Regions from separate parts of the Homo sapiens genome. Here all the other regions are linked to region 3. A link is a loop called in an ENCODE intact Hi-C map of the cell type or tissue named here. Cell type or tissue: endothelial cell of umbilical vein. All regions are shown on one strand.

Region 1 (5,000 bases), 580 kb after region 3:
TGGGAGAATGCATTGCAAGAGGCCAGATTGGAGGCAGGGAGACCATGCAGGGGAGGTTCCTACAGAAATCTATAAGAGAGCCACCGGTGGCTTGAGCTGGGCCAGAGAAGAAGAAATGGGAGGCACTCAAGTTATATCTACAAGTGGAGTCAAAAGGAATTTCTGACGAACAGGGTGTTATAGGAAGGTAAAGGAAGAATCAAGGATGCCTTATTATGTCTTTAAGGCTGGGTCCATGGAAAGCCCCTTGCTCCTATGTGGGAGACTGGGAAATCAGGAAGGGGAGGTGGGGACAGCAAAGACTGTCAGCGGTGGGGGAAAGGAGCAGTATTCAAGGGCCACCTTCTCCATTTGTCTCACAGCTGACTTCAGATGCTTTAATTCTATGTGGAGCAGGGCTGACTCCTGTGTTCGCTCTGTGTCCTTGAAAGCCTTTCCATCATGGTTTTCATGACTATCATGTCCAAATGCATTACTGTTACTACAACACTGGTGGCAAGGATCCACTTTTGGTGAATGGGCTCGATGGAAGTGACTGTTCACCCTACCTCACCCCTCTATGTCTGCCTCCCAATCCCACCCACTCCATCATCCTGCGCTGTCCCCAGCATCTCTCAAGACCAATGTTAGAGACAATATTGATCTTAGTGTTCCAGAAAGCAATTCCAAGAAATGCACACACAGACACCTGAGCAAAACAAAAAGACACGTAGCCAGCCACTCAGAAATGCTGTGGAGAGGCGTCTCGGGCTCTTTAGCATGGTCCAGTGGCCACAGGGGCAAAGCTTTGGTCATTTCTAACAGGAAAGCAGCAGGCAGTGAAGATTAAGCTGCGTGGCTGTTAGCAAACATTAAACGCGGGCACTTTGGGAAGCAGGGCTGGGAGAAAGGTTTAGGATAAGGGAACCACCCCCATCCCCCTCCACACCAACCCAGTGATGGCGACCCTCTGTATGCCTTGAGTTTCCTTTCAGGATACGATTCATCATCATGCCTCTGCATGCTCATTACCCCCGATCCTCACATGGCCTGAGCCCGGCCCTGTGCCAAGCTGTTCACACACATTAACTTATCACATCCATTTTATGGATGAGAGAACTGAGGCTCAGAGCAGCTAAACAACTTGGCCTGGGTCATATGGCTGATAAAGAGAAGAGCCCAAGAGTCATATCTAGGCTGAGTGACACAAAAGCACTTCACTGTTAAGTCAATGACCACCCTGGCAGACCAGGTCTTGCTCCCTGAAGGGCCCTCCCGCCTTCCCTGCTCAGAGTCCTCCACTGCCTGGGAGCAGAACCTGAGCTGACTCCTGGTACCTGGGTTCTGGGGACAGTGCCCGCCACATAACTGCTGATTCCTGAGAGTTTGCAACTGCCGGATTTTCCCACCTTTGGACTGCACCTACTATTTGAGATTCTAGGGTGTTAAGTAACTCATCCAAGAAATTGACTGGATAGGGATTCAAACTCAGGTCCCTTTGGCTGTAAAACTTGGGTGTTCTTCCAACAACCTATATTATTACACCTGGAGTAGGTGTAGTGTGTGCTTTGCACTGTTTCCCCAAGACAGGGATGGGTTTGCACTGGGCTTTTCTACTTCTTGCTCTTGCTTGTGGGCTAGGGAACACTGTGGCTACAATGGGGTGGGCATTGGTGGTTCAAGATGTTCAGAAGTATGGAGTATATATCCTCAGCCCACTTGTGGTCTGCCACCCAGGGGAGGCAGCATAGCCTGGCAGTTAAGACCATAGCTTCCAGGCCAGGTGTGGTGGCTGACCCCTGTAATCCCAGCACTTTGGGAAGCCAAGGCAGGAGGATCACTTGAGGTCAGGAGTTCAAGACCAGCCTGGGCAACATAGCAAAACCCCGTCTCTACCAAAAATACAAAAATTAGGCAGGCATGGTGGCGGGCACCTGTGTTCCCAGCTACTCAGAAGGCTGAGGAAGGAGAATTGCTTGAGCCTGGGAGGTGGAAGTTGGAGTGAGCTAAGATCATGCCACTGCACTCAAGCCTGGGCAACACAGTGAGACTCTGTCTCAAAAAAAAAAAAAAAAAAAAAGGCTTCTGTAGCCAGACCTGGGTCTAAATGCTACTTCTGTCACCCACTAGGTATGGGACAATGTCCAATTCACTCACTCTCTAGATTTCAATTTCATCATCCATAAAACTATGATAGCAAGAGTCCCTGCCACATAGGGTTGTGCGAAGATTAAATGAGTTGGAATAGTCAGGCATTTGAGTGGTGCTTGGCATGCGGTAAACATCCAGTGAACCTTAGTTGCTGCTGCTGTTGTTTTGCTGTTGTTATTATTATCCCACTAAAACCCCTTTGCGGGATAATCCATCATCCCTCCCCCTCACTTCAGGATATAGAACTTTCTGCATATATTATTTCTCCCACACTTTCCCCACAACCCCCAGCCCAAGGATCCCGGAGAGAAACTAAGTTTCTTAGGTTTGTCTGCCAGGAAAGCTGAAACTTCTGAGAGCACTAGGTTATTCATTCTGAACACGGGACAAAAGCCCTAGCTGGCTTTGTATCTAACTGAACTGATTAAGCTGCACGTTAGCTAGGGATAAAGCTTCTTACAGAATAACTAGACTTTTGCTGAGCCGGGATGATAAATTCATTCTTAATGCATTGATAATAAAACAGAGATTTTTTTTTTCTTGTGTTGAGTTCCCAGGGGCTTGAGCGGTTGAGATAAATCTGTGTTGAACACCGCCATCTGGAGGGCAGCTGAAGAACTGCACCCCAGGCAGAGTTAATCTTTTTTTTAAGGAACAACAGAACTTAACAGAATTCTAAGAGGTTCAAAGCAGACACCCTGGGAAGCCAAATGTGTTTACAAAATGACTGCCAATAGTTACTTATTACCCTGGAATGGCATCCTTCTGATTGCATGGCCGTCCTGCATGGCTTATTCTTCTATTAAAAGTGGTCTGGGCCCCTATGACATATTTGACTCAATGAAACAGATTTTTTGAGCACCTACTATGTGCCAAGCACCACACTAGCACTGTAAGGGATACAGACATGAGTAAGGCCCTGCACTTAAGATGCCAGGAGGGGGATGAGCAAAATAAGGACAAGATGACTTAAACATAGCATAAGTTAGAATACCCTAGGCGCCCTGCCCCTATTGCTACCCAGTAGGGGCCAGCTTGGTGAGATTCAGAGGAAGGGAAGAAGAGAGAGACTAATACTTCATGAGTATCCACTATGCAGTCTAGACATTATCTCACTTAACGTGCATCAATACCCTGTGCGTTTAGTTACTCTTTCCCATCTTATCTTGGAGAGGACGTCGAGGCTCAGAGAGGTTGAGTCACTTGCCCAATGCTACCCAGTAGAGAAGTGAAGAAGTCAGAATTCTGGTCTGATTCTAAAACTCCTTCTATGATATCAGGCCGCCTGTTGAGGGAGGAGAATAAATTTATGGGGAGATAAGCTCTTGAATTATCTCAGTGGTGACAAGTGTTTATCCCCAGGAGGTGAATTTGATTTTCAGAAACAGTCTTTCTGGGCCAAATCATCCAATGGATAATGGGATTTGAGGGTTTTTTTAAAGGTATGAATCCAAGGCACAAAATTGTTTTTTTGCCTATCTGCTGATAAACTAGCTAAAAGGTGTTTCTCAAAGCCTGGTAAGCAAGCAAGGGCAGGGGATGAGGTGTGGCTGGTACAGGCACGACTTTGACAAGGACTGTGTTCTTTTGGATGTATTGGTTCCAGTGTGTTCAGCATCCATATTTTTCTTTTTTACACTCATGCTTCTAGTTTTGAAGCAAGAGCTTTTTTTATAAGTATTCACAGAGGATCTCCAAACTCTTTTCAATTCCCCCTGAGATCTCAGACAGGAGCAACTCACCTCCATTTTAGAAAAGAGGAGATGGGCTTGAGATGAGTGCATCCCCTCACAAGGTAGCTCAGTGAATCAGCAGTGATACCAAGGGGACATTGAGGACACACAGCCTCCTCCTATTTCCCAGCGGAAGGCCCACGAGTAAGGTCATTGATAGTGCTATCCTGAGAAGGGCCACATTGACACACAGCCCATCGTGGAAATAAGGAAATGAGAGTCAGCAGGGCTGAGCTGAGTCAGTGCAGGGCAATGGGAAGTCAAGAGGTAATCACTGAAGGCTTCCTGCAAGAGGTGTCATCAAGGTCCACTTTGAGGAAGGAGAGAAGCACTTGGTGCCACCCCATTGTCTTGTTACGATAATAACCGCACACCTGCTACCTGGGAGGACTTTTAATAACATCACAAAGGACATTATGCATCAGGTAATCTTTTTTCCAGCTTATAATTAACCTGGACATTCATTTTCTAGTCAAAGATAGGAAGCCAGGAAGCATCCCTTCAGTTACCGCACAGCAGGCTGAATTCAGGTGTCCAAATGGCAATTTGTCAAACCTCTCTGTGCACTAGAACCAGGTTCCCACATGACTTTTGCTTGAGCTCAGTCTGCAGCCCAGTTGTTCAAACAGATGTGTCATGGTGGGTTGGTGGGCTGGGAGGGAGGTGGGGACTTTCCTTGGCAGCCTCATTTCCAGGGCTTGTATCACATCAATCATATTAAGCCCCAAAAGAAGTCCCTGCAACTTCACACCAGAATCCCAAGATACTCCTGGCTGCCTTCATCATGACCCATCATGAGGAACCAATTAAATTATTCTGTGATGAAGGCTGGTGATAATAGTTTTGGAAGCCATTATGGCTTATACACATGCTCTTTTTCCCCATTCATTCATTCATTTAACGATTCAGGCAGATAGGATGCAGGCAAAAGCCCAGAGGGGCAGAAGTGCCATTCATTCTGAGAAGCTCAGGGAATTCAGGAATTACAGGATAGAAAATGAATAGGTGGTGAAGATGGTGACCCTAAGGGGATCAGCGGGCGCCAGCTTACATGGGCTGTGGATGCCATGCCCAAGAGGCAGACATTGGCTTGGTGCCAGCTTACATGGGCTGTGGATGCCATGCCCAAGAGGCAGA
Region 2 (5,000 bases), 130 kb after region 3:
CCTATGGGTACATGGCAACCTTGGAACTGCGATTTGAAAGGAAATTAAGGAACTCTGTGTCCCAAACACCTTGTCTACCAGCCAGTCCCAGGGCCTGGAATTCTCACTACTGTGGCATGCCTTTCAGCTAAAGCATATTCTCAATTTTGGTATTCTACCTTTGAGATTTTTGACAAGTCTTTGCAACACTGTTCACTTATATACTTAGTGGTTTTATGTAAAATGACTCATTTTTTTCTTAAATAAATTCATTTTAAAAAGAAATGTATAACTGTTACAAATTTGGAAGCAGTATTGCCTGCCATAGATACAATCAAAACAAACTTGTTTTTTGACTCAAACTTGATGCAGCTGCCTGCCTGGTGTACTGAGTACTGAGCTTATAAGCTTACTCTCTCACTGAAGAGAGAGAGACAGACAGACAGAGAGACAGATTGGCGAGTATAAGCACTAAGGTTTTCTTCTTGATGGAATCAGAAAGATTAAAAGATAATTGAAACGTGAATGCCTTCTCTGCTAGTGATTCATTGCTGCCTAATGTTCTGGTCTGGGATAACAATGGATTAGAGTATCCTGCCTTATATATTTATTGACATGGGGTATTTAGCAGAGTGATTGTCCCCTATTAGCACACCATGGGGATTAATGGAGCTGATGCCCTGGCAAAAAGACCTTCTGAAGACACACACATTCTGCTGAGGGCAGCTGGAGTAGTGCAGAAGACTTGGGCCTTGCCAGGCTGAGCAACCATGGCAGAGTTGGGGTATAGTGGGTTGATGGCATGGTGTGCTTGGCGTGCCAAGGTTGTGATAAGCAGTAATGAGGAAGTCCCAAGAGAAATGTGGCTCGGTCTTGTCCTGCCCAGCTGTGGCTCTTGGCAGAACTTGGGGGATGGGGAATGTGGGGCTTGACTGCTGTCCCCTAGAAGAACGTTGAGTAAGAGAAGCCTCTTTGGAGGCCCTCTGTGTGGCTGTATAGAGATCTTCACGTTAACGTGGGGAAAGGCCCTGGGGCTGGAGTAATTCCTTTTACTGGGACAGGACAGCCCCTATTTGCTGGCTATTTCACAAAACAGAAGGGAATCTTCTCAGAAAAACCACATGAATGTGCTGCTGGTGGGCAGAGGAGTTGATGAAAGGGCAGTTGGTGCAGCAAGCAGAGTAAGACCCAGGGTTAGGGTATGAGGGAGAATGGCACACACTGATGGGGACCCACCTGCCAGGCACAGAGGCAGGGGTGTCGCAGGCCTTAGCTGCTTCACAACTCAGGGTTCAGTCATTACTAGTCAGCAGGCAAGCAAATGAAGGCCCAGAGAGGCTAAGCCTTGATGAAGACTGCACAGCTGGAGAGCTGGAGAGATGTCAAGCCTGGGGGGCGGTCCTGGACCTTCCCACTCCAAGTTGGGGGTGTAGACCAGCCTGGTTGCCCACATGGCCTGGCCATCCCTCTGAAGAATATATGGATTGTGGGGATGGTGAGGCTGCTTCCTCCAACAAGGTATGAGCTCGCAGTTAGTCCCTGTACCCCTGACTTCCTGCTCTGCACTCGATCTGTGAAATCTGAGTCCACAGCTCTGTGAAGTCACTCATTTCTGCTCTTTTAGGGGTACAGAAACAAAGGCTGCAGAAGTGATGCCCTCACACTGAGGGCAGTTTGACCTCCCTCTTATTCTAGCAAGTGCCAAGCTCCACTGGAGTACCCGGGAAGAATTCGTTTATCTCTCTGGGTGGGGAGAATCCCTGGGACTTCCCAAATGACTGCAGGCCTGGCTGGGAGGATGAAGGATGTAGCTGGCAGGCCTTCCTATGGCTGCTGGATAGCTCCAGAGCTGGGTTGGAAAGAGGCCACAGTGTGACCTGCTTTCAGGGCTCAGAGGTCAGGCCTGTAAACAGGCTTTGTCTTGCCTTGTAGGGACAATCAACATAGCTGGGACTTTCCCATTTTCAGGGCCTGGGAGGAAATTACTGACTTTATCTTGAAGGCTCAGAGCATACAGGGAATCTGGCCATGTGAAAATGTGGAAAAGGGAGCAGGTGGGAGGGGCATTCCCAGAGTCCTCAGAGTTTGGCGGTGAATTTCCAGCTCCAGTTTCATCAGGAATTAGTGAAGAGAAGGGCCCTCGGGACACTTCAGCCCCTGCCCTGGACTAATATCTTCCTTCCTTCCCCCTGCCTCTGTTCCTCTTGTCTGATTCCCAGGTCAGCTTTAGCTGAGCAAAACCCTTCCAGGCCTGCTTTCCAGAACATCTTCCCCTAGCCAGTCTTGATGCAGAGAGGCTGCAGGAACACCCTGTCTGGGTGTCTATCTCTGCATTCAGCTGTGCTTTCAGTTAATTATAGCAGTGGCATCATACTAGTGCCTCATTTATTGGGCTCCTACTGTGTGCACAGCCCTGTGTTACGTGCTTTAAATACAGCATCTCATCTAAGCCTCAGTGTTACCCTGAAAAGAGTACATTACTGCCTGATTTTTCAAGGTCAAAGAGATGGCTGCTTTGGAGAATGTAGAGGTTGTCTGGGATAAGACTTGGCCCTGTGGTCAGATGTCTCCACAGGCGTGAGTAGGCCTTTTTCAAAGGACTTGTGTGAGAGAATTTGTCCTGGTTTCTACTTCCCAGGGACTAAGGGTGGGAATGGTAGGCGCTCTAGGGTGTGAATATCTGTGTACCTCTGCTGAGACAAGCCCCTCCCCTATAGATACCCTTGTGGGTAGAGTGCTGGGTGCTGGGGCCAACCATGGCCAGGTATGGTGAGGGAGGCTGGATGGGCCCCTTCTTCCCATCCTAATGCCGGGAAGAAGCCAGTCCTGCTGTGTGTGAGTGCCTGCATGTGTCTGAAGCTCTCTGTCTGGTTAAAAGTTTCAATGAGCAACCTCTAGAACCTGATTTCCAGGGTCTGAGCCCCAGCTCTGTCACTTATGATATTATATACTCTGGTCAATTTACTTAGCCTTGTAGTTCCTCTGTTTCAACATTTGTAAAATGAGAATAGTCATAGTCCCTATCTCCTAGCATTGTTGTGAGGATCAGTAAGTTAAATAAATACTTGTTAAGCCCTTAGACTGGCCCCCAGGGTAATCCACAAATGTTAATTGTTATTGTTGTCATCAGTCTCCATCAGTCATCTGGCTCCATGGGTGTGTGTCTGTGGGAGAAATGAGTATGCAGATATGTCTGGCACTGCTGTTTCCACACTTTATATCCTCGGCTTGGCTTTATCGCCCCCTACAAAGACCTAGCCAAGGGCATGTTTCTGAGAAATGACCTGAGAAGACAGAGACGGACTGCAGTGGCCCCTATAACCCTCCCAGGGGGCCACCCTCCCTGTGTTTTATCTCCTTCCAGTGGCAGCACCCAGTGCCCAACATGCAGGAGCTGGATCCCAGAGGTATTTGATTACAGAAACAGAGAAAGGTCTTTTACTAATGATAGGGCCACAAGAATGTTAACACCAGCTACCTTACTTCATAGAGGAGGAAGCAGACTCTCAGTGTGTGTGTGTGTGTGTGTGTGTGTGTGTGCGCGCGCGTGTGCGCGCAAGACAGAGAGCGGGAGTGTGGCGGTATGGGGAAGGAAAGTCACATGTTTAGTAAGTTGCAAAGGGGACATTATACCTGCACCTGCTAGGACTTGCCACAGTGGTGGGTCTGGGTATCCTGGGTGACACTCTGCTCAAAACTGTTACTGAGTATGAGGTGGCTGAATCTGACTGGGAAGCAGAGGGAGGGAGTAGGAAGCTAGGGGCCTGGGACATAGGAACAAATTCACATCCATCTCTTGGGAGCCAGAAGTCCCTGGACAAGTCCAGAGGGGAGGGCACTTCTCCAGCCAGAACAGACCCTGGGTTGGATCACTGGAAGGACTCTGTTTCAGAAGAGGGAGAAAGATACAGTTCGGGGGTAGTGTTCAGAGAGACTGTCAGCACCAATCTCACTCAGGGGTCTTTAACCACTGGACTGGTTCTTCCTGCATGCTGCACAGACACAGTCAATGCACAGAAACCAGAACATTGCAGCAAAGAAGGTGTTTAATTGATGCGAGGCCGACCACACCACGCTGGAGACAGAGTTATTACTCAAATCAATCTCCTTGAAGGCTTGGAGGCTAGGAGTTTTCCTTCTTTTCTGCTCTTCCTTCCTTCCTTTCTTCCTTCCTTCCTTCCTTCCTCTCTCTCTTTCTTTCTTTCTTTCTTTCTCTCTCTCTTTCTTTCTTTCTTTCCTTTCCTTCCTTCCTTCTTTCTTTCTTCTTTCTTTCTTTCTTTCTTTCTTTCTTTCTTTCTTTCTTTCTTTCTTTCTTTCTTTCTTTCATTATTTTTTTTTTACAGGGTCTCATTCTGTCACCCACTCTGGAGAGCAGTGGCGCAATCACAACTCACTGCCTCCTCAACCTCTGCAGGCTCAGATGGTTCTCCCACCTCAGCCTCCCAAGTAGCTGAGACTACAGGCATGCAACACTATGCCAGGCTAATTTTTGTATTTTTTGTAGAGACAGGGTTTTGCCATGCTCCCCAGGCTGGTCTTGAACTCCTGAGCTCACACGATTGGCCCACCTTGACCTCCCAAAGTTCTGGGATTGCAGGTGTGAGCCATCGCGACCAGCAAGGGTCTTTTCAAAGATAGTCTGGTGGGCAGGGGGCTAGCGTATGGGGAGTACTAATTGCTTGAGTCACAGATAAAATTACAGGAGCAATTGGTGGGTCTAGGTGGAGCCATTGGCCATCCAAAAAATCTGAAAAGACATCTCAAAAGGCCAATCTTAGGTTCTACAATGGTGATGTTATCTGCAGGAGTTACTGGGGCAGTTGCATATCCTGTGACTTCTGCAATAATGGCTGGCAATCATTTATGTCTACACTTTAGCAGAATTCAGACTCCTCTATCCTCCTAGCCTGGTGGTCTCTCATTAACTTTACAAAGTAGCTGAGATGTGGGGAAGGCCTATTATCACTTAAACTATAAATTAAATGTCTCCCAAATTTAGCTCAACGTAAGCCCAGGAATAA
Region 3 (5,000 bases):
CACCTATAGTTCCACCCACTGTGAGGCTGAGGCGGGAGGATCGCTTGAGCCCAGGAGTTTGAGGCTGCAGTGAGTTTGCACCATGGCACTCCAGCCTGGGCAACAGAATGAGACCCTAGAAAAAAAAAAACAAAAAGGAAAAATTCCCTGGCTGAGGCTGGAGGATTGCTTGAGCCCAGGAGTTTGAGGCTGCAGTGAGTGTGTGCCACTGCACTCCAGCCTGGGTGACAGAGTGAGACTCTAGAAAAAAAAAAACAAAAAGGGAAAATTCCCCTGGCAGGACTCTCAGATGCTGCTGAGTAGCTCTCAGTCCTCTCTGTAACCCAAACATAACACATCTATCTCTGTGCTTACACTGGGTGGCTTTCACTTGTTTATCTGTGAATTGAAGAGAAGTTGCTTGAGGTCAGGCAGTGCTCCTCATTGGTAACTGCCTTCTCTGGGGCTAACCAAGGACCTAGAACAGAATAAGCTATTGAAAATTGTTGAGGATTAAAAAAATAGAAAAAATAGAAATGGCAAATATCTAGGCCAGTCACTGGACATAGAGAATGTTATTTAATTCTTATCGCACGTCCTTGAGACATGTATTGCTATTTGCATTTTGTGTGAATATGAATTTGGGTAAGTTTATGTAATCCCTCCTCTGCAGAACTGGGATTCAAATGCAGGTGTATCTCTGTTCAGGTCCAGACTCTTCTGCCCTGAAGCAGTAGTACTTGGATGGAATGACGTAGGGTTGGACAAGCCACACAGAGGCCACTTCCTCTCACTTACTTTTCTTTGCTTCCCACTCAACCAGGACAGTTCCCACGCACTTTTTCAAGATTCTTATCTGCTCCCACACTTAGGGAAGTTCCCAATGCAACCTATCAATCCATCACCACCACGAATACCAGCCAGGAGAGGTGGGGAAAGGAGTTTACCACATGGTCGCTGGGTGTGAGCAACTGTTCCCTGTCCCTATGGCTTCCCACTTGTGGCTCCCACCATGGCCTGGAGTTTTGGGTGGAGTTTTTCAAATAAAAGCCCTCAGCATTGCAGGACGGCACAGTGGTGAGCTCTTAGCTTCACCAGGCTCATCAAAGCTGCTCCAGGAAGGCCCAAGCCAGACCAGAAGACATGCAGATCATCACCACAGCCCTGGTGTGCTTGCTGCTAGCTGGGATGTGGCCGGAAGATGTGGACAGCAAGAGCAGTGAGTGTGGCAGGCATCATTTTGCTTCTCTCTGGGGAGGGCAGAAACGTGGTCAGCCACTCTGGGGTTGGAGCAGGCTTCTCCTTGAACTCACCAACTCTATCTCCCCTCTTCCTACCTAAAGAGGAGGAATGGTGAACTTGGACAGGCTGGGGTGAGGGCTAGTAGGAGAACCATGAGTTGGGGCAAACACAGAGAACTGAACTGACAGCTTCAGTACAAGGAGGCTCTGCTTCATCCAGACCCAAGGAAGGGAACCTGTGAGGTTACTCGGGTAAAGCTGGGAGGCCTAAGGTCCAGGGGACAGCCTGGGTGTAGCTTCTACAGTGTGACAGACACCAAGTAGAGTCAGAAGGCAAGACCGGGCTCTAACAATTGGTCACTCTTGGGCAAGTCACTTTAGCTCTCAAACTCTACTTTCTCTATCAGTGAAATGGAGTTGATGATGTCTGCCCTCCAAGACTGTTTGGAGAATACCAACCTAGTAAGAGGCATGAAAGGGGGTGCAAACAGAAAAACTAGGAGGAAGAAGCTGGGATTGGAATGCAGGTCTCTTGCGGGATGTGGTGTGGGAGGAGAATGCACAAATGGACAGAGTGGGGGTTGGGGGCTGGGAAAGAGCTAAGGACCAGGGCAGGAGGGGATTCAAGAGACTGAGTAGGGCAGCTAGCTAGTTCCTGGGAGCTCTTCCCTTGTCATCTCATCAGTTTGGACTCCTCGAACAATTCCTAATCTTCCCCAGATCAGGTCTGTGAACTGTGGACCACTGTGTCCTGCATCAGACTAACCAGGTCCCCAGGGTGTGGGGTCCAGAGCCCTTGGACATGAATACTGGGGCAGAACCATGCACATGTGGTGAAATACCAAAACTGGATGAGCCTTTAGAAACCAGGCTCCAAAAAGTTTTATTTTACAGATGGGAAGTCTGGGGCCAGGGTGAAGGCACATCTTCCTCAGGGCCACTCAGCTGGGGTGCGGGGAGCTCAGATCTGAACCCCAATCTTCTGACTCTTTACCTAGCCCCAGAACAAGGTGGCTGATGAGGCAGAGCTATGCCGGCACCGTCTGGATGTGGTCCCCAAGCCAGGGCTTGTCCTGGGAGGCGTTTTTTTGTTTGTTTTTTAAAAATTGTGCTACAGGTGAGAGGTTGAGAAATGGATGCAAACCATCGTCTGTGTTCCTCTTCTAGTGCAGGTACCCTTCTCCAGATGTTGCTTCTCATTTGCGGAGCAAGAGATTCCCCTGAGGGCAATCCTGTGTTACAGAAATACCAGCTCCATCTGCTCCAATGAGGGCTTAATGTAAGTGATCACCTGCTCAATCTCTCCCTAGAGAACAGAACCCCGCCAGCCTGGAATTACAAGAGTAGACACTAGATGACAGTATTTTACCAGAATAAGGTTTCTAAACCCAGAGCTGCCAGCACCTGGGTGCAAGCCACACTTGGGCGCTAGAGGGAGCGCTGAGCTTCCTAGCAGGTGTGAGGAAGGATGCATCTGTGCTCCTGCAGTGGCTTGTGTTTCCTGAAACTCCAAGGTGCCAAGTATTGTATCCCAGCATTATGAGCTCAGAGGTTTAACAAAAGCATGAGGGGTTATTGTGCACTGGAAAGAGCAAGGGAACCAGGATGAGTTCCTGCCCCTGGATTTGGAACCCATAGTCTTGGGTGACCGTGGACAGGTAACTCCTTTGTACTGAATTGTCTGTGTATCCTTCTGTATTCCTTATCTGTGAAGGGTCATAAACATAGCTGTATCACAGGGTCTTTACAAACTTAATTGGAGTAGCTTTCACAAACCAGTCAGTATTTTAAGGCTTTTTCATGTATATTCTCTCTGTCGATCCTCTTGGGGCACATATTTTTGTTATCATGAAAAGTGAGGTTCAGGAAGGTAGAGATATTTGTCTAAGATCAACCAGAGAGTAAGAGATAGAGTTGGTCTATAGATTGGACAATAGTCCAGTTTAGGAAGTAGACAGATCAGAAGAGAAAAATACACACACCCACACACACACAAGGCGCGCGCACACACACACACACAAACACATGAGTCCAACGCAACAAGTAAGGCCCCAGATGGACACAGAAACATTAAAGTTGGTGCAAAGAGCTATTCCAGGATGGGAATTTCTCATCTCACCTAATCGTCAGAATGTTTTCAGGCTGTTCAGCCCCACCCTGATACACCAAATTGAAACCAGGAGAGGGGTCCAGGAAATTCAATTCATAAGCTCCTGGTGCTTTGGCTGTTCCCCAGCGTGCAAACCACACATCCTGTGCAGCAACTTCATTTACAGAGGGGAGCCCAAGGCCTAGCAAGAGCAGTTTAGGGGACCTGGCAGCCGGAGGAGGCGGGGCTTGTGCGTTGCCCACCCAGTGGTGGCTTGGGTGGCTCAGCCTTCTCTCTTATTCTCTGTTCACAGATTCAAGCTGAAGAGAGGCAAAGAGGCCTGCGCCTTGGACACAGTTGGATGGGTTCAGAGGCACAGAAAAATGCTGAGGCACTGCCCGTCAAAAAGAAAATGAGCAGATTTCTTTCCATTGTGGGCTCTGGAAACCACATGGCTTCACCTGTCCCCGAAACTACCAGCCCTACACCATTCCTTCTGCCCTGCTTTTGCTAGGTCACAGAGGATCTGCTTGGTCTTGATAAGCTATGTTGTTGCACTTTAAACATTTAAATTATACAATCATCAACCCCCAACCCTCTGGGTCTCTTGGATTTCAGAGTGAAAACTTGATTGGCATTGAGAGGTGGGAGCCAGGGGCTGAAGGATGGGTCAGGAGGAGGGAGACATGTTGCACCTGGTGCCAGGGGAACTGGGCTAATAAGTGACTCACTAGCTCTCAGTGACTGCCTTTGTCCTGGGGTGTAAGCTTTGAGTCAGGGTGGTGGTGCAGATTCTCTGCCTCCAGATTTGGCTGCCAGGAGTGGTACAGTGGAACAGAAAGCTGGGGTTCACAGCTGGATCCACATTTGGGTGCAGGACTCTTCTTCTCCCTGCCCTGCCCAGAGGGCTTGGGGGGTGATGTTATCACCAAATCACAACTGCCCTAGCTGGAGGGGATCATGTGAGGTTGTCTGCCTGTAAAATGTTGCTAAACCCATTTTATAGATGAGGTGACTGAGGGCTAAAGAGAGATGCAGCAATTCAGGGGCAGATCTGGCATTAGAGCCTAGAGCTGTTGCCTCCTAGGACAACTCCTCCAGGTGTCCCACATTGCCAAGTGTACTGCCTGATGCAGTGTGGTACCAGATCTGGGGGACAGGCCCTGCTGTTGTCAGCAGTGCCCATCTCTTCTTGAGGAAGATCTCAGTGGGTGTCCAGGCATGGGTAGGTTCTGGGTCTGATTGAGATGCCCACCCAGCTTATCTGGAGGAGTGAGGCTGTCTTGGGAAGAGCAGGATAAACCCTTGGTGGACATATAGGAAGAGGAGGGCCAACGCTTTAAAAGGGACAATCACAAGCTTCAATTTGTACAACGTGTGATTCAAGGAAGAATAGCCAAGGAAGGAAGTATTTCTAGGTCTTGGGGTTGGCACGCCTTTAAAGATCACTTTTAGAGGGCAAAGGTCTCATGCTGTGTTTCCCTCATTCCCCATTCAACATGTCACACATCTGGCCCAGTCTTCTTAATCTGCCTCCTCTTCTCCACCCCCATGACTGCCCTTCTTCAGCCCCTATTTTCTCTTGCTTGGACTATTGCAGTAGGCTGTTTTCCGCCCTCCCTTCTCAACTCCATCTTATCCACAGCCAATAGCTAGTCTTCCTGGCATCCATTCTTCCCTCTGGATGACTC
Region 4 (5,000 bases), 110 kb after region 3:
ATCCCTTGACATTGGTGTGGGCCCGAATTCGCATCTGGTTCATTGGTTTTCTCCCTGCTTGATGTACACATCATCACCATTTCTACCTCCAGGTATTTGCTCCCACTCTTCCTTCTCCTTTCTTAATGATCCTATAATTTTCCTAGAAAAGCCTTCTTCATTCATAAATAATAAGTTCAGGTCTCATCATCTCTATGAAACTTCAATCTAATCATCTTATCTATGGTGATTAACTCTTTCCTTATTTCCTAATACTGGCAGTGTCTGTATTACTCCAGGTTGGGGTATTAATTGGAGAGGTACAGATTGGGGGGTGGGTAGCCCAGTTAGGGGGCAGTTGCAATATGTTAAGGGAAGAATTGCATGCAGGGGTCAGGGTCTGTGAGAAAAGGAATGGGGGTTGGGCTCTTGCTAAATGGGTGACCAGGGTCATTGGACTCTGGGCTGCTTATGTTGAAGACTGGAAGGGTGGTGCTTTAATGCCTAACTGGCCTGCCATAAAGATTCTTCTACGGAGACTCAGAGGAGACCACCCAGTGGAGAAGACCGGGGCCAATCCACTTTCCCATTCCTTCAAAATGTAAGCCCCACCCTCTGAAATCATGTTCCTTTGTCACCACCAAGCTCATACTCTCAGCTTTGTAATTTCCTTCAAGAAAACACTGGAAGTCAGGTTTTGTACAAAAATATATTTATTTGGTGTAATAGTTACAAAATATTCATTTCCACAATAATATTTTAGCAATGCATTGGAATGTTAAAAAAAATTCTTTGTATTAATGATTCTTGCAAAGACCCTCAAAACATCCCAGGGGTAGAACTGTGGTTCAAGAGGAAAAGCAATTTCCCCAAGTCTCTGTATCTAAAAAACACTAGTACCATGAAAGATAAACTTAAAACATCAATAACTTAAATAAGAATTAACATTACTTAAGGCATAATGTTTCACATCAACAAACAAAATTCATTATAATAAAATAAAACAGGGTGTCTGGGGAAAGCTAGGGGAAAATAAGTTAGCTGCAGATTCTTGGGTTGTGGAGTGAGTGTTCAAGTCTTCGGAGTTTGGGTTTGCTTGTCCAGGTGGTCCATGGAATCCTGAACCCACTTCTGCTTGGGGTCAGCACAGATCTCCTTGGCCACAATGGTCTTGAAGCTGTGGGGAGGGAGGACAGAGTTAGATGAAGTTCCTTTGCAGTTTTGGTCTAGAAGTGCAGCCCATTCTGCACCAAAGGGCTGCCATGGGAGCTAGAGGAGGAACGCAGGTGGAAGGAGGGAACCCAGGGCAAACTGCTCCTATAGGTGTCCAGGTGGAGCCATCCTGACTTCAAGCTAAAGAAATTGGGGTGTTCTGAATAGGCACCCAGGTGGAGAGTGATGTTGGGGTTCACTTTTTCCCTTGGTGCCTCAGTTTTCCCATTGGGAACCTTTGTACATTAAGTTAAATAGTGCACTCTCTGACTCTAGGTTTATGAGGCTTGTCCCTTGCTCCACAAGGAAGAACTTCAGGCCAGGGAAGGTTGGTGTGCTGAACTCACATCACAGCTTCTTTGGGACACTTGCTGCTGGTGATTCTTCTATAGCTCGCGAGCCTCTGCACTGAGATCTTCCTATTGGTGAAGTTATAACAGCAGGTGACTGGGGCATTGATTGCATCTGGAAAATAAACCACAAAGAAAAAGCATTTTAGGATGAACTGGATTATTCTGATCTTAAGAGCAGAAAAGAGTCATGAGGAAAAAGCAAAAGGCAGGCAGGAGAAGACAAAGAGCTCATTAAATCCCAGTGCTTCTGCCTATACCTCAGAGCTAGAATGTGATCTTTGACCCAATGACTCAGTTTCCTATGCTGTAAAATGGGTATATAACATTGATAATGGACAGAGAGAAGGAGGAGCTGTTAAAGCTAGATAATGCCTACAAGTGTCATTAAGACGGACCAATAATCCAGATGATCAGCACCAGGGAAGATCAGCTGGGGAGCCCCACTATGAGCCTCCTTTTAGACTCTGAATAGGCTATGCCTGGTCATGAGTTTCCCTGATACTCATTACCTCTGCAGAGTCACCGTCTCTGGAAGCTAAGGTGAATGAAGCACAGACCAGATTCTGGGTCTCCAGCGTGTCTGGAAACAGCCTACACACCCACCCTCTCTTTGATTACCCTGATCCCCAAACTCTGCTGGAAGCAGCTGGGGGAGTAACTGCGCTGAGTGTGTTCCCAGAGCTGGAATCCTGGAAGGAGCTGGATTTGGGGTTCACAGCTGGAATTCTAGTTCAGGCTCTGCCGAGCAGCAGCTGTGTGGTTGGGCTCACCCCTTGTCCTTTTCTGAGTCACCTTATCTTGGAAAAGTAGCGTTAAAGCAAGACTGTGGGTACCACGTCTGCTTGGATGGTCCATGATAACTCAGAGAGAAGACAATGTGGTTCAAGGAGAAGAAGAGGGGGCCTTACCTGGCTGAGCGAGCCCTTGGGGAATGAAGGTGGCTGCTATGAGCAGCAGGCACAGAAGGGCGGCAGAGACTTTCATGCTGGAGGCGAGAGTGCGAGCTTCAGTTTGAGAATTGGATGTTTCTGGGTTAGTCTCAGCCTCTCGGTTCCTCTGGCTGCTGTCTCTGCCTCTTATTGAAAGCGGGCAGAGGGAGAGAGGGCGGAGTCAAGCAGGAGGAGGGATCTTCCATGAGTGATAAGTGGGCTGTTAAATCTGCTGAGCAAATGCAGCATCCTGTGGATTTCCAGGAAGTAGGAAAGGGAAGCAGGGGGTCAGGACGAGACACTTTTTCCATTCACTGCTGAGACCAAATGAGCAAATGGGGAGGATGGGGTGCCATTAAGCCCAGACTGACCACAGATGTGAACTAAGAGGGTTATTTTTAAGGATTCTGCTTTCTCTGAAGCGAAAACTGCAGAAAAGGAAGGAAGCGAGGAAACTAGATGAAAGCATGTCAGGCTCGCTGCCAGCTTACCTTCAGGCCACATTCCAAGGGGCCTCCCAGCCAGGAAGGAGCTCTCAAGCTTTGGCCGGCTCCCTGACAATGCATTAAATCCATTTGCTCATTCAAATGCAGAATAGTAGCATCATAGAAGCCTAGCAGAACTGTAGGATTGTGTAAACATTGAACTGAATTCTAAGAGTTCTAGGGTTTCAGACTTGGACAAAGGCATAGACAGCATGTAGTGCTGCAGAAGAAATGCCAGTGTCATACTCACAGAGTGCTTACTCTGCCAGGAATATTCTCAGACCTTTACAAATATTAACTCTGTAAATTCCCCAACTTTATCTAGTAGGGATTGCTAATTTTCATGTTATAGATCAGGCAACTGAGGCACAGAAGGGTTAAATAGCCTGCTCAAGGTCCCCTCGAGCACAGAACCCAGGCAGCCCTGTCCCCAGTGGGCTGCCACCTCTCTGACATACTGCTGGAAGGAAACGTGTACAAGTCCTCCAACTAGTTGCCTGCTTGGGTCCTCTCTCTGTCCTCAGCATCTTCCAAATGGGCAGACAGCTAAAGGAGAATCTAGAAACATTCCTCATGGCTAAGTCATTATGAGTTAGGAGGCTGTTGCTAGCATAGCAGGCAGCAGTGGACAAGAAGTTCATCCCTGGTTATGGCAGCTATTCTCCTGGCTTCCTTCTTAATTTCCAAGGGACATGAGTAAGCAGTGGAGGAGTATTTCGGGAATTGGAAAGCCTGACTTCATTCCTCAGTTGTGCCTTAGATTTCCTCAGAAACTACAGAAGCACACTGATAAAAACCCAAAGACCTTAGAATTCATTTCAGTGAACTGTTGTCTCTTACAAATATGATAGGAGTACTTGAGGCATGTTAATGGCTGGGCTGAGTTTAAAATTCTGATCTCTCGATTCTCCTAGCCCACTGCCTCCTCCTTCTGAGCCTTGCGGTGCCCTTGCCCAATGGGCATACAAAGACTAGTGACTTCTTTCATAAAGGGTCACTGAGGCAATGTCTATAAATGCATGGGGTTTCTTGAAAGAAAACACTTTTCACTACACTTGTAAAAAGAAACGGGTTGTATTCAACAAATGACTGTTTTATTTCTAGTAAGTGGTCAGTAATGGCATTGTTGAGTGCATTCAGGGAGTCAGGTATGGTGCTGACATACTTTCCAGCGCTGCCTGCCCAGTCCTCCAACCAACCCAGCTTTCGTTAGGTTAAAACTGAAGTTATTTGTCCAGTAACTCAGACAGAATAGTAGATGTGCTGAGACTCCCACCCAGGATGTTTCCATTCCAGAATCTCTTCTTCCTGGGACTAGACTTGATGTCTCATGATGGATATTGGTTTCCTGGAGAATCCCAGAGCAGAGACTCTATGGAGTGGCCATTTCAGACTCTGGTGGAATTACAAAAAGCAGGATGAAGAGAGAACAAATCAACTCGAGCCCTGCTTTGCTTGTGCCTCTTGAGGAGCCTTATTCTTGTTCTGCCTGAATCTCACTAGTTACTCCTTTTCTCCCCAACCAGTGTTGAAACTTCTCTGTGTTTGTCTCAGTCCTCTGCTCATGCCTCAATCCATTCTTATCCAATGAATAAAATGTTTCCAGGACTAGAGACTGTGCAACTTTGTGTAGGAATTTCTTCCTAGGCCATCTCACCTCATCTTCCAAGAAGTTTTCCTCATATCAGGGGAAACCTCTCTCTAATCAGTTAGTGCATCCTTTACCATGAACTTGGTGGACCGCATTCAATTTCCCTTTATAATCCAGTCATGCTTCGGGTTTTCTCTAGGTTAACAAGCTGAAAGATGCTGAGATCTTTAAATAAGTCTCTCCTGGCTTAGTCATATCAGCATCACTCATAGAATCCCAGAATCAATGGGCTTATAGACATCCTGTGGCATGACCACTTGTTTTTATCTGATAAAGCCACAATCCAGAGAAGGAGACCAATTAGCCCATGGTCACAGAGAAAAACTTCCCAGCTTTGCTGGCTGAGTGTTCACATAGGCTTCTGAGTGTTGGAAGCATGTCTCTACTTCAG
Region 5 (5,000 bases), 160 kb after region 3:
GGTGGTGCTGCTGCTATGCCATGGCTATTTCTGCTTTAGACAGGACTCTGCTTGCTTCTGGGGAAATCTCTTCGGAGCTTGCCCTGCAGGACAGCAATTATTCTATGCCTGAGAAGATAAGCCAGATAAATCTGCAACCACATCCAACCACACCAAAAGAGCTGCAGGCAGTTTCTACTTGCTTTTAGGAGTGCTTTCTCTCCAATTATTCCAGGTCTTCCTGAGCGCCTCCAGTGTGGCAGCAAGGTATTTATGCCCTCCCTGCCTTTCAAGGAAGAGATGATGGAGGTGTTTAGCATTGGCACCACTGCTGCCCTTCTCTGATGGCTTCTCTCTCCTGAGGGCCACTGTGATTCCCATCAGCCTCTTAAAAGAATAAACACTATCAAGTATTTATTACTATAGCCTCTGAATTCACAAGCCAGGCATGGTCCTCAGCTTTCCACACTTCTAACACTGAGAATGCCTCTCTAATTATTCGTTTAGAGACATTGCCTATTTTGAGCACAGTGGCATCTTTCAGGGAAGAGCCCTAAATGTTTTCCAACCTGATAGATGTCTCAGATGAGGTTAAATATCTCTTAGACTTAGGTTGGATTTTGCATGACCCATGATATAAAGGCAGTCGAGCATAGTGGTTAAGAAAGCGAGCTTTGGTGTTAGGTTGTGGGAGTTTGAAACTCAGCTTTTTTGGTTTTAGTCAGGTAACCTTGAGAAACATGTTTAACCTCACTGTGTCTCATTTTAGTCATTTATAAACCAGAGATGATAACTGCACAGATCTTTCAGGGCTCTACGGAGAATTAGCTGTCATAACGTAGGCTAAATACTAAGTACTTGACACATAGGAAACATTCCACATGGACTAGGTCCCTTCTTCTTGCCCCTGCAGGCTCCCCAGTTCCATTCCTTTTTGCACAGGCTTGCCTATGTTAATTTCCTAGGAACTGGCTTCCTCTTGCCACTCTCTTTCTATGCACTTTGAATGGCTTCCAGCCATTCATAAGCCATCAGTTTAAGAGATACAAAAAGGCTCTCATCTGAGCCCTCAAGACCTTCCACAATATGCCCCCAACCAACCCCTCCAGTTGTATTTTCAGCTATTCCTCCCAAGACCCTCCCTCTGGCCTAGCTGACCTCTCTATTCTCACTAAACCTCTTCACTCAGGCCAAGACTGTATCCTGACTTCTTTCTCCATCTCTTCAAGCCTTACTCACCCTCTAAGTCTCAGTGGAAGACCTCCCCTCCTACAGGAAGTCCTCCCTGACTAGACAGAAATTCTGCGCCATCCACATGGTAATTAGTCACCAGCAGAAGTATCTCTCTGCAGTTTTGCTTTTGCTTGCTTTTGCATGTGATCTTCCCCTCAGTATGAAAGCTCTTTGAAGAAAGGCTCTGTGTTTTCATAATTAAGGCTTGGCATTCAGTAGGTACTCAATAAAGGCTGGCTGGCTAGATGGGTGAAGAAGCATGGGTCTTAGAAGACTCCTATGGGTTGGACAGGGATGACAGTAAATCTCTGAATGCCCCTGGGACTTCTCAGGGACACAGAGGAGGGAGAAGCTATTCTTTACTACCCCTGGGAGTTTGTGTGGAGCTGTGGGAAATGAACCGGCACACTTTCGTTAGCTGAGTGTGTGCTAAAGCCCCCTCCGCCTTTTCCTCAAGGCTCGTCAAAGTGGTCACTTGGTAGCTAGTTCTGCAGTGAAGGATTAAGGTTCAGGGTCAGACCCTGAACTCCAGTGGCAGCTGCAGCTTTTACTAATGATGTGAACTTTACAAGTTCATTAACCTATCAGTGTCTCAGTGTCACTGCCTACCTTTAAAATGGCGATAACCAGGCTAGGCACAATGGCTGACACCTGTAGCCCTAGCTACTCTGGAGGCTGAGGTGGGAGGATTGCTTGAGCCTGGAAGTTTGAGGATGCAGTGACCTATGGTCGCACCACTGCACTCCAGAGTGGGTGACAGAGTAACACTGTTTCAAAAACACAATAAATAAATAAATAAATAAATAAATAAAATAAATAGGGATAACAACTGTTCCTACCTCAACTCGTTGTGAAGATTACATGAGCTAATGCACATGAGCAGTTAGAACACTGCTGCAGTGAACACCAATACATAACCTCTGTATGGATCATTTTGGTCTATAGGTTTGGACAGGATGACATGGAAAGAAAAAGCAGACTCAAACTCCATCGCTATCACTTCTAGATCCGTGATTAGGAACATGTTCTCCTTCTCTGAAGCTTTGTTTACTTGTCTTTACAACAAAGAAAATCATACCCATGATAAAGGATGGGCATGGAAATGAAATACTGTTTATTAAGCATGGATATTACATTAAGTATAATTACATGTTGCCTATTAAGCATGGAGAACAGTGCCCGTCATATATGGGGATCATGGGTATGTTCTTATTCTTTTCCATTTAAGTCTCCCTTTTCTGCCTGGCGGAGTGGCTGGGCTGAGATTGTGGTAACCGTAGGAAAGAGAGGGGAAAATGCAACTTCGTGTAGAGGTTAGTGTGGGTCTGCTGTCACCTGCTGGATTAAGTAGGTAAAGACATTGCCAGGTGCTCTCTGCTGCCACCTTATGGTGAAAGAGGTTTCTAGCAGAAGAGCATATTTGTCTAGTCCTGCTTGTGTTCTGTTCCTCCTCACACCCCTCCAACAATGCGTGCTCTCCCGACCTACCTTCTCTCAAACTCTACCTGGGGAGCACTTACCAAGTGCCAGATATTGTATAGACTGCGATTAAAAGATTAATGAGACAGAGGCTCTGGCACTGACAAGCAGTGCTCACTCTTTAAGGGACCTAAGAAATATGTGGAGAACTTTATTATTTTTTAAAATCACATTTATTCACATACAATTTATTTTCACACAACAAAACGCATGCTCTTTAAATGTACACATTGATAAGTTTTGACAACTGTATATGCACGTGGAACCACCGCCCCAGTCAAAATATTGAACGTTTCTGTTATCCCACAAAGTTTTCTCATGGCGCTTGGTAGTCAATCTTCACCACTTCCTACCTACCCCAGGCAATCCTTGATCTGACTTCTCTTGCTATAGTTTGTTTTGCCCTTTCAAGGACTTTATATAAACGGAAGTGTACAGTATACACTCTTTTGTGTCTAGCTTCTCTAGCACAACAAATTGTTTTTGAAATTTATCCATGCTTTTGTAGGTATCCGCAGTTTGTTTTCTTCTATTGTTAAGTGGTATTTCAGTGAATAAATACATAATTCATTTATCCATCCTCTTGATAGATTTTTTGACTGTTTCCAGATTTATGCTGTGGTGCAAAAAACTGCAGGCACGTTTGTGTATAAGTCTTTGGGTGAACTTTGTGAGTCCTTTGTGTGGTTTTTATTTATCTTGGGCGAATTTCCAGAAGTAAAATTGATGGGTCGCAGGTAGATGCATGTTTAACTGTGTAAGAAACTGACAAACATTTTTCCAAAGTAATTATGCCATTTACGTACCTACTACAAGAATTCCGATTGTCCACATGCTCACCAGAGCTTGCTAGTTTTCTTTGTTTAACTTTTAGCTATTTTAATGTATGAAGTTACATCACATCGTGGTTTGAACTTGCAATTTGTTGATGATTAGCAATGCTGATCATTTTTTCAGGTGCTTATTGATCATCTGTGTGTCTTTTTAGGAAGTGGCTATTAGAGTTATTTTGCCCTCTTTAGTATTGACTTGTAAGAATTCCTTTTATATTTTGAATATAAGTCATTTGTCAGATGTATGTATTTTCTCCATCGTGTGGCATGTCTTTTCAATTTCACATTAGTGTCTTCAAAGGGAAGTTTTCAGTGTTGTTAAGGTCCAATGTAGCAACTTCTTTTTCTTGTCTTTTCTTTTCCCTCCCTCCCTTTCTTTCCTTTCTCTGTCTTTCCCTTTCTCCTTCCTTCCTTCTCCTCCTCTTTTCTTTCTTTCTTTCTTTTTTCTCCTTCCTCCCTCCCTGCCTTCCTTCCTTCCTTCCTTCCTTTCTGTTTCTTCTTTCTTCTTTCTTTCTTTCTCTTTTTCTTTCTTTTTCTTTTTTCTTTCTTTCTTTCTTTTCTCTTTCTTTCTTTTCTTTCTTTTCTCTCTCTCTCTGTTTCTTTCTTTCTTTTTTCTTCTTTCCTCCTTTCCTCTCCTGTCCTCTCCTCTTCTCATTAGTGTTTTTTATGTCTTCTTCAGGAAATATTTGTCTAACTAAGGTTGCAAAGATACTCTCCTGTGTTTTCTTTTAAAAACTTTACATGGTCAAGTGTCACTTAATGACAGGAATACATTCTGAGAAATGGATTGTTAGGCAATTTCATCATTGTTCAAATGTCATAGAGTGTATTTACACAAACCTAGATGGTATAGCCTACTGCTACACCCTCTTGCTCCTAGGCTACAAACCATACAGCGTGTTACTGTGCTGAATACTGTAGGCAGTTATAACACAGCAGAAAGTATTTATGTATATAAACGTATCTAGACATTAAAAAAGTACAGTAAAAATACAATATTATAATTTTATGGGACCATTATGGTATATTCAATGCATGACTGTAATTGTGATTTAAATTTTTACTTAATGATGTACAGTGTAAGGTATGATGTGAGGCTTTTGTTTTGTTTTGTTTTCAAATATATATCCATTGAGCCAGCACCATTTATTGAAAAGACTATCTTTTTTCATTGAATTACCTTCAACAGAGTCAACTGAGCATACATATATGGGTCTATTTCTGAATTCTGTTCTATTTCATTGATATATTTTACTATGTCCATGCCACTTTGTGTCTTGATTTCTGTAATTTTATAGTAACCCCTGAATCAGTTTGAAAGTATCTAACTTTATTCTTCTTTCATAATTATTTTGACTATTGTAGGTCCTTTGCATTTTCAAATGAATTATATAGCTTATCAGTTTCTATAAAAAGATCAGCTGGGATTTTCACTGTATTGCTTTGAACTGGTAAATTGACGGAATTGATATTTAA

Evidence for each region. A loop is a pair of places that touch in the nucleus more often than their neighbours do. Peaks named below come from ENCODE experiments on the same cell type or tissue, not always from the same donor. Only the 100,000 strongest peaks of a DNase experiment are listed, where the experiment ranks them.
Region 1: it touches region 3 in a loop (20-fold over the local background); 15 of 110 quality-filtered maps call a loop at or near these places.
Region 2: it touches region 3 in a loop (5-fold over the local background); 3 of 110 quality-filtered maps call a loop at or near these places.
Region 4: a loop joins it to region 3, with 9 times the contacts of the local background. A loop is called at or near these places in 8 of 110 quality-filtered maps.
Region 5: it touches region 3 in a loop (18-fold over the local background); 105 of 110 quality-filtered maps call a loop at or near these places.

What each region holds. Positions count from the first base shown.
Region 1 is chr17:33,777,027-33,782,026 of GRCh38, reverse strand. It overlaps a transcript of ASIC2 not described here. Among named protein-coding and RNA genes, the nearest start is that of ASIC2-AS1, 220 kb to the right of the region's middle. In endothelial cell of umbilical vein, a CTCF peak has its summit at 2,725 (motif pointing left); a DNase peak (open chromatin) is centred at 2,716.
Region 2 is chr17:34,232,527-34,237,526 of GRCh38, reverse strand. No RefSeq gene overlaps it. Among named protein-coding and RNA genes, the nearest start is that of CCL2, 20 kb to the left of the region's middle. In endothelial cell of umbilical vein, no CTCF peak of the experiment used is centred here; a DNase peak (open chromatin) is centred at 1,916; H3K27ac peaks cover 2,360 bases.
Region 3 is chr17:34,359,284-34,364,283 of GRCh38, reverse strand. CCL1 (C-C motif chemokine ligand 1) reads left to right here and starts at 1,051. Exons shown (of 3, transcript NM_002981.2): 1 at 1,051-1,198; 2 at 2,388-2,499; 3 at 3,623-3,956. The coding sequence starts at 1,123. The coding sequence ends at 3,725. In endothelial cell of umbilical vein, a CTCF peak has its summit at 2,615 (motif pointing right); a DNase peak (open chromatin) is centred at 2,643.
Region 4 is chr17:34,252,878-34,257,877 of GRCh38, reverse strand. CCL2 (C-C motif chemokine ligand 2) reads right to left here and starts at 2,593. Exons shown (of 3, transcript NM_002982.4): 1 at 2,453-2,593; 2 at 1,539-1,656; 3 at 675-1,156. The coding sequence starts at 2,528. The coding sequence ends at 1,051. RefSeq lists enhancers at 1,922-2,896, 2,897-3,871, 4,815-5,000. In endothelial cell of umbilical vein, no CTCF peak of the experiment used is centred here; DNase peaks (open chromatin) are centred at 147, 427, 2,887 and 3,597; H3K4me3 peaks cover 1,762 bases; H3K27ac peaks cover 4,067 bases.
Region 5 is chr17:34,197,689-34,202,688 of GRCh38, reverse strand. No RefSeq gene overlaps it. Among named protein-coding and RNA genes, the nearest start is that of LINC01989, 17 kb to the right of the region's middle. In endothelial cell of umbilical vein, a CTCF peak has its summit at 2,574 (motif pointing left); a DNase peak (open chromatin) is centred at 2,558; H3K27me3 peaks cover 368 bases.